2 separate regions of the Homo sapiens genome follow, and region 2 is linked to region 1. A link is an interaction called in ENCODE POLR2A ChIA-PET data of the cell type or tissue named here. Cell type or tissue: PC-3. All regions are shown on one strand.

Region 1 (4,000 bases):
TATCTTTTTTTAAACTTCTGTTTTTGTGAGCGACATTTGGCCTTTTGAACAACAAAATAAAATTGGAAATGCTAATGTTTTGAGCCAACTAAAGGAGGAAAATAAAAATGTCACCATGGTAACAAAGCTGCTTTCTAGATGGTTTCCTAAGATATGCCTGAACTAGAAGCAGATGTCTGATTTGAGAATCTTGCCTCCTTCGATGTAAACAAATAACTTCTGGGCAGGTGTTGGAAATAATATGGAAATCCTATTAAGGGGCCCCGGGTTCCTGTCAGTCAGGAAACCCGTGCCACAAAAGGGCTGGTTGTCGCATAAAGGAGCAGAGTAAATTCTCATTAGGCTTGAGCTTTTCCCAGGAAATGATTGTCTCCGTGTGTTCTTTCTCCTGTGAATCTGAATGTAAGCTGTTGCTTCTATTGATCTATTCACTGGCTTTATTTTTCTCCTCTTCATTCCAGATCCTCCCTCGCCCCCACAAGCCTGTGTTCTCCCCCTCACCCACCCCTTCCCTTTAGATTAACACTTGATCTGTGCTACTGCTCTGAGAGTCGTGACATTTGTGATTTTAACCTCCCAACCTGGGTGGGGGTGGGGGTGGGGGTGGGGGTGGAGAAGGAGGGGAAAGTTAGTCTTGTTCCCTCAGCCTTTTTCACAAAGACTCTGGCTGATTGGGACTCGCACAGCTAGCGGCAACGGCAATCATGAAGACCATTCTGTGTACATTTACTTGAAGTTATATTTTTATGAATTAAGCAGAAACTAAAAGCTTGAAGAGACAGCTTTTTAGGAACTTTTAAAAACATAGATAGTTGTCTGGTAAGCCTCTGAGGCTGCCCTGTCCAATATGGTGTAGCCACTAGTCACATGAAGCTATTTAAAGTTAAAATGAAATAGAATTTTCAAACCCATTTTCCCAGTTATATTAGCCACATATCGAGTCCTTAGTAGCCACACGTGGCTGTAGAAACTGCCAAAACGGCAGAGATACAGAACCTTCCCACTGCTGCAGAGAGTTCTATTGGATGATGCTGCGTCTCTGACAGACTCTGATGAGGCTTGCTGGTTCTGACATTCCTTCTGGCTAAAACTGACTCCTGATACTCAAAAGCAAGGTTCCCCTGGTTTCATAGAAAACAAGGCATGTGTGTATTCGGGTTTGGGTGGTTGATGTGGTTAGCTGCACTAATATAGTAGTGATCTTTAAATGGTTGTAGATTTTTTTTTTTTGGTCACGGAACTGGTTGAGCAATATAAACATGGGTCTTCCCAAAATGGACCCCTAAGAGATGCAATTTAATGTTTCTAGATAGAAAGTTGTGGCAGTTTTGGGGGGAAGGGAGGAGTGCTTGAAAGCTATGCATAAGGGTGCTCTTTATAATACTCAGAAGGTTAAATGTGGATAAACACAAAACAAGGCTTCAGAAAAGCCACACTATTATTATGCAGCGTTTCTCGGACTATAGTCCCCGAGACGCACTTCATAAAGCCAATAAAGCGCGCACTGGTGGTCTCCCGTTGCCCTAGCAACGGGCCACGGGGCACAGTGTATGTGAAATGCATGAACATCTGTGAATTAATCTTTTTTAGTTTGTTCTTTTCTTGGCACTGATTGGACCACTCGGGCTTGTGCCTGTGACACTGCGTGCAGAGGGGTAATCTGGAGCAGTCCCCAGGGCCTTGCCCTAAAGTGGATAGTGGAATGGAAAGTGAAGGGAGATTTATCCCGGCAGTGCATTCAGCAGTGCAGGGATTTAGCCTGACAGCACTCTCAGCGGGATGTTATTAGCTTACTTTCTGGTGCATGGGGAAATGAATAAAAATTTTTCTAGTAAATCTGGGCATTATTGGGTTTATTGGGTTGCCCTGAAAAAATAATCTGCAGAGAAAATTGAAATAATCACTTGTGTTTGTACCACAGTTATCAGGACTTGAAAGCTGAGTTATTCCACATCCTTGGCCCAGCCCCCGCCTCAGGGATTATAACCAAACCATATTGGACTGTCACTGCTCTGAATGAGACTCCTGAATTGGATGCGTAGGCTGGAATCTGATTTGATGATAAAATCTGTTAGTAACCTAGTCTGACCTTATTTAGGGAAATTTTAAACTAAGCTGGTGACATTTTTGCCTTTGGGAGAATAGAGCAAATAATGACTAAATACGTAAGCGTCCAGGAACAGTACTTTTGTTAGTTAGTCCCCCACCCCTGACCTCTTCTGTTCTTTCCCTCCTCCTGCCTCCCGCTGCCACTTCTTCCCTCCCTCTTTTCAAATTGCCATCCTCCTTCTAGACTTCAGCATGACTGTACAGACTGTGTTCAGTTCCTCCTGTCAATACCAGATGTTCACTTGTAAACTGTTTTGCTCACCCTTGTCATTTTCAATTCCCTTCTCTTTTCTTCCTTTTTTCTCTTTGTGCCTCCCTTTTTTTTTCTCTCTCCATTCTTCCTTATGGGTCAACCCTCTTTCCTGGGGAGAAATGAAAGAAGAATATTACATATGAAATGTTTCACGATGGATGTAGTCTATTTGGTTAATTGTTAGGGTGAAAATTTCCTTTATAACAAATGTATTAAAACAGAAGTTCGATTGCATTAGTACTGAAAGGTATTTAGGTGGGAAGAACTCCTTGTCAATTCTGTATATGTTTTCCTTTGATTATTAAAAAGGCACAGCTATACCTCTGTATGTAGCTGAGAGATTTTTCTGATTTGTTTTTTGTTAGACAACTGACTAAAAATTATATTAATGGTTCCTGACTTTGAAACCTGTTGGTATTGACAGATGAACTTGCAGTCCAAATAAAATATTTAAATCAGTAGGTATTGATTCAGCAGCTGGAGGGCAAACAGGCCTGTACTGCATTGGGGGTGCACAGTAAAGATTAGATACAATCCCTTCCTTCAAATCATGTTCCTGTTAAAATATGGAATTGCGATATGCTGCCTTCTGAGTAGAATAAAATATATTAATGGATCGTTCCTCTTCATTTCTCAGAGCTTCTGGTGAGTCCTGAATTCTTTAAAATGTGCATATAAAACCAGTTTATGATGATGGGAGGACTAGCTCTGAAGGCAGTCTTCCCAGGAAGCTGCCCGGGCTGATGTGCAAATGCATGCAAACATGAACCTTTAGCAAACACTGACAGTAATGCCAGTGGCAACGTTCTGTCGACTCCCAATCGGGATATGGGCCTTTTACTCGAATTCAGAAAGTGTTTTGTAGGAATCGGCAAAACAATTGAACTACAGAGCTAAAATATTTATCATCTGATTTTTTGGCACTTGAATACCCTCACTTGCTTTTCAGGTGGTTTCTCTGTTTTCAAAATTAGTAAATAATTTTATTTGTTTTTTTGCTGCTCCCATTTAGCTCTGATGATATTTTCTTCTTTCAAGAGTATTTTTAAAAATTGCCAGCTTTCTAGTTGTTACTTGAAGCCAGCTTCAGAAGTAGAACAGTTAACACGGATTATTAGAGACCTTTAGAAGGAAGTAAAATTCTCAAATTTTATTTCTATGTCTTGGACTGTTATTTGGTTTTTGAAAGCACAATTTTTTATGCCAAGAACTAAAAATCTGTAGACACTGGTGGTAAAAAGTAGAAATTCCACAATTACAAGTGGCAGTGAGTAAACTGGCTAGAGTGAGAAGCAGGAATGAGGTGGAATGAGTATGAATCTCTGCTGTTTCCTTCATCTGTGTGTGTGTGTGTGTGTGTGTGTGTGTGTGTGGGTGGGGTTTTTTTTTTTTGTTTTTTTTTTTTTTTTTTTTTTGAGAAGGAGTCTCCCTATGTCACCCAAGCTGCTGCTGGAGTGCAGTGTCATGATCTCGGCTCACTGCAATCTCTGTCTCCTGGGTTCAAACGATTCTCCTGCCTCAGCCTCCCAAGTAACTGGGATTATAGGCACGTGCCACCACACACCTGGATAATTTTTTGTTTTTGGTATTTTTTAGTAAAGATGTGGTTTCACCATGTTGGCCAGGCTGGTTTCGAAC
Region 2 (4,000 bases), 640 kb before region 1:
GATTGAGCATTATTTTTTAATAATCCAAGACTATCAAAGACGTATTAGCCTCTCAGCATGAAGTCAAGTGATTAAACTATAAAGAATTATAGAATTAATCTGTTGTTATCCATAAATAGCATAGTATATATTCTTTCATTATAAGACGCAAACCTGAAGTCCAAGCTACTGCAGAATATTTCACTTCTGATCTAATGAGTTTGGAAAATTTTCACTTCTCCTTGTGTTTCCACTAATTTTACTCCATCTTCTTTTGTTACCCCTTGAAATAACTTATATTTAAACCAAGTTAGGATTAGAATCACTAAAGCTGTACATTATAAGAGTAGAGTTTAGGTTGGGCGCGGTGGCTCACAAATCTCAGCACTTTGGAAGGCCAAGGCAGGCAGATCACTTGAGGTCAGAAGTTTGAGACCAGCCTGGTCAACATGTTGAAACCCCATGTCTACTAAAAATACAAAAATTAGCCGGGTGTGGTGGTGGGCACCTGCAATCCCAGCTACTCAGGAGGCTGAGGTAGAAGAATCACTTGAACCCAGAAGGTGGAGGTTGCAGTGAGCCAAGATCGTACCACCGCACTCCAGCCTGGGCAACAAAGTGAGACTCTGTCTCAAACAAAAACAAAAACAAAAACAGTTGAGTTTAAGGAACATTTCAGGGGGAGGATGCATACACTAACGAATAAGAACAAAATCTCTTTCTGCAAAGCAGTCTAGCAGTTTTTGGTCAAATTAAATATTCTTATAAGCTATGACCCATAACTCCTACTCTCAAGTCCCTAGCTTAGATGGCATCTCATACAGCTCCACAAAGGGAATGTGTAGATATTATTTAAGCACTGTTAGTGTGGTGGAGAGAGTTAGAGGAAACTCAGTGTCTTTCACCAGAGGAATGGATAAATATCTTGATTTGAATACAGTGCGACTGCTCTAAGAAAAGCCGGAATTACGGTGACTTAAACAAGACAGAGATGTATAGATCTCCATGTAACAGAGATCTGAGTGTCGGAAGTCCAAGGCTAATATGGCAGCTGCATGGTTTCTGTGGCTAACATTCCCTCTCTTCTGGTTCTCTGCCAACTTAGCACTTACTCTGCCTCCTAGTCTAAAATGATTGCTCTGGCTGCAGCTGGTGGGAGGAGGGGAAAGAAAAAGTGGAGGGCATACCACTTATATTTAAGAGTATTCCTAGAAGTCTGACACCTGTCTAACACTCGTATCTCATTATTCAGAACGTAAGTCACATGGCCACACCTAGCTTCAACAGATGCTGGGAAGTGAAATTCCTAACTAAATGGCCATGTGCTCAGCTGCCCATCACTATTAAAGGAAGAAGAAGGAATGGCTATTAGAGAAGAATTAGGCCTTTCTGATGTTGTAAGATTGTAATAAATAAATATTGTTGAATAAAACACGGCAACAGTTAGAACCAATGTATTCCAGCAATATGGATTGTTCTTAAAAAAAGAATACAGAGTGAAAAAAAAAGCAAAAACAGAACAAAAATGGGCTAATACATAATACACACAGATATGTAATTCATTCTTAAAAACAAGTATGGAACCTCAAAAGGACAATAATATTGTGCTAAGAAATGAAAGTTTTGCCAGTCAAATCTACACACTCAAATCTAGTTCTCATCATGTGGTCTACTGAAAATTACATAAATATTTTAGGGCCTATTTTTTCGTATCTGAAAATTTAATTATACTCATGAGGGTAAGATAAGCTTCTATACTTAAAATATTTATTACAGTGCTTGATACAGTAAATTCTCAATAGAGATTAGCTGTTATTACTATGTCTTTTTTATTAGAAATTGCATGAATGTATAAGATCAGAACTTTGTGTAAAGTTGACTCTTGGTAAATGTTGGTTGGATGCATGACTATAGAACAAAGAGTGTATTGAACACACAGAGAGGAATGAGCTGGGAAGTATTAAATCACATATCAAATATTTATTTAATACCTCATATGTGTCAGGCCCCTGGGATACACAAGTAAGTTAAAACTAGCATAGACGCTACTCAGTGCTGGAGAAAGGCAATTAAAAATCATACAAATACATGTAAAAATTTCAATTGCTATAAATTCAAGGAAGAAGAGAGACACTCTTCTATGTGTGTCATATATATATACATATACATATATGTGTATATACTGTATATGCATGCATTTATTTATAAATTTATGTTTATTGTATTTATATAATAAATATATGCATATATACACAATATATACATATGTATGTTAGTATTCATACATACATAAATATATGAGTGTGTATGCATATGTGTGTGTGTGTGTGTATTCCTTTCTATGTAAGTTATGCTTAAATTGACATATAATTAGGAAATAACTATTAACTAGAAAAAAAATCAGAGAGAAGAGCATTCCAGGCAGAAGTAACAGCATAGGAAAATGCACTGTTGCAGCCAAGGCACGGAAAATATAGTGGACTGAAAGAAAACCAGTGGGAATGGAGTGGAAAAAAACAAGAGAACAAGTGCTATGAGTTGACAGAATAGGTACAGGTGAGGCCATATAGGAGACAAAGGCTATTGGAAGGGGCTTTGTCTTTACTTTATAGAAAGGGATACTGTATTAGTTTCCTATTGCTGCTATAAAAAATTAGCACAAACTTAGTGGCTTAAAACAACACGAATATATTCTCTGATTATAGTTCTGGAAGTCAGAAGTCTAAGATCAGTTTCACTGGGTTAATATCAAAGTGTTGGCAAAGCTGGTTCTTCTCAAGGCACTGAGGAGAGGACCTGTTTCCTTACTTTTTCGGCTTCTAGTGGCCACCTGTATCTTTTGACTTGCGCCTCATTCTCTGTCTTCAAAGTGCGTCATCCCAATCTCTGATTCTGTCATCACAGCACCTTCTGCTTTGACCCTGAACTCGCCTGTCTCTTTTTTATAAGGACCATTGTGAGTCTATCAGGCCCATCCAGATGATACGTGATAATCTACCCATCCAAAGTTCCTAATTAATCACAATTGCAAAGTCTCTTTTGCCATATAAGGTAGCATTTTGTTTCTGAAGATTAGGACATGGACATAATGGGGGGGCTGGTATTCAGCCTACCGCAGAAGCCATTGAATTTGTTCAAGCAGGGAAAAGGGCACGTTCAGATTTGTGTTTTTAAAAGATTCTCCAGTTTTCTTGTAAAGGATGAATAGAAAGAGGGCCAAGTATGTTTGTGAACCAGTTTGGGAGGCCAATGCTGGGTTCTGGCAAGGGAAGCAGAAAAATAACTTCGTAACAAAGAAGGGAAAATAACATTTTGGCTAAAAGAATGCAAGACTGTTAGAGGTAAAAAGAAGTTTAGAGAACACTATCAGTGCTGTACTGGGTCTGGTTTGGTACTAGATTGCAAGAGCTGAAGTGTTCACCTATCCCAGCTCCACATTCAGTGGCATGTTGATAGCTTGGTATTGGCCACGGGGGGAGTATTTACACCATGGAAATTGGCCAACACTACAAATCAGGACATTTTTTCCCCCAAAGATCCAATGTCACAGAGTACTCCACTGACATTATGTAACCTACCAATTGAGCTAAGTCGTCTCCCTCTCTTCCAGGGGTCTGCTTCCAGTAATATCAAGCTCACTCCTAATCCTGCTGTTGAACAGTCCTGATTCTTAGAAGTTTCTTTGTGGAGACAGACCAAATGCTAATAGTGGCTGATTTTTCAGGTTAGGAATTTTTCCTTCCACTTCAGTGTTTTCTATGAGTTTTACAGTAAGCATGCAATACTTTTATAATTAGAAAACAAGTCAGCTTTACTTTTAAGTATTCATTAAAAAAACTACCAACTACCACATGAACGAGGACATGATGGCAAACTTGTTTTATGGTACGGATGACTAGTTTATGATCTAATCACTAAAAAATGTTTTCCTAGCCACCAGCTATGTGTGAGTTAGTCTTTGAATTTCTTGTGGAATTTGTTACAAGGCTTGGTCTCTTGATATATGTTCAAGACAGGGAGG

Evidence for each region. Peaks named below come from ENCODE experiments on the same cell type or tissue, not always from the same donor. Only the 100,000 strongest peaks of a DNase experiment are listed, where the experiment ranks them.
Region 2: POLR2A ChIA-PET joins it to region 1 with 6 read pairs; 1 of 35 experiments calls an interaction of 5 or more read pairs at or near these places.

What each region holds. Positions count from the first base shown.
Region 1 is chr9:79,662,463-79,666,462 of GRCh38, forward strand. All of the region lies in intron 8 of TLE4 (TLE family member 4, transcriptional corepressor), which reads left to right. Among named protein-coding and RNA genes, the nearest start is that of TLE4, 92 kb to the left of the region's middle. RefSeq lists an enhancer at 1-1,157. In PC-3, no CTCF peak of the experiment used is centred here; a DNase peak (open chromatin) is centred at 2,229.
Region 2 is chr9:79,019,352-79,023,351 of GRCh38, forward strand. No RefSeq gene overlaps it. Among named protein-coding and RNA genes, the nearest start is that of LNCARSR, 550 kb to the right of the region's middle. RefSeq lists an enhancer at 3,092-4,000. In PC-3, no CTCF peak of the experiment used is centred here; a DNase peak (open chromatin) is centred at 1,930; H3K27ac peaks cover 3,208 bases.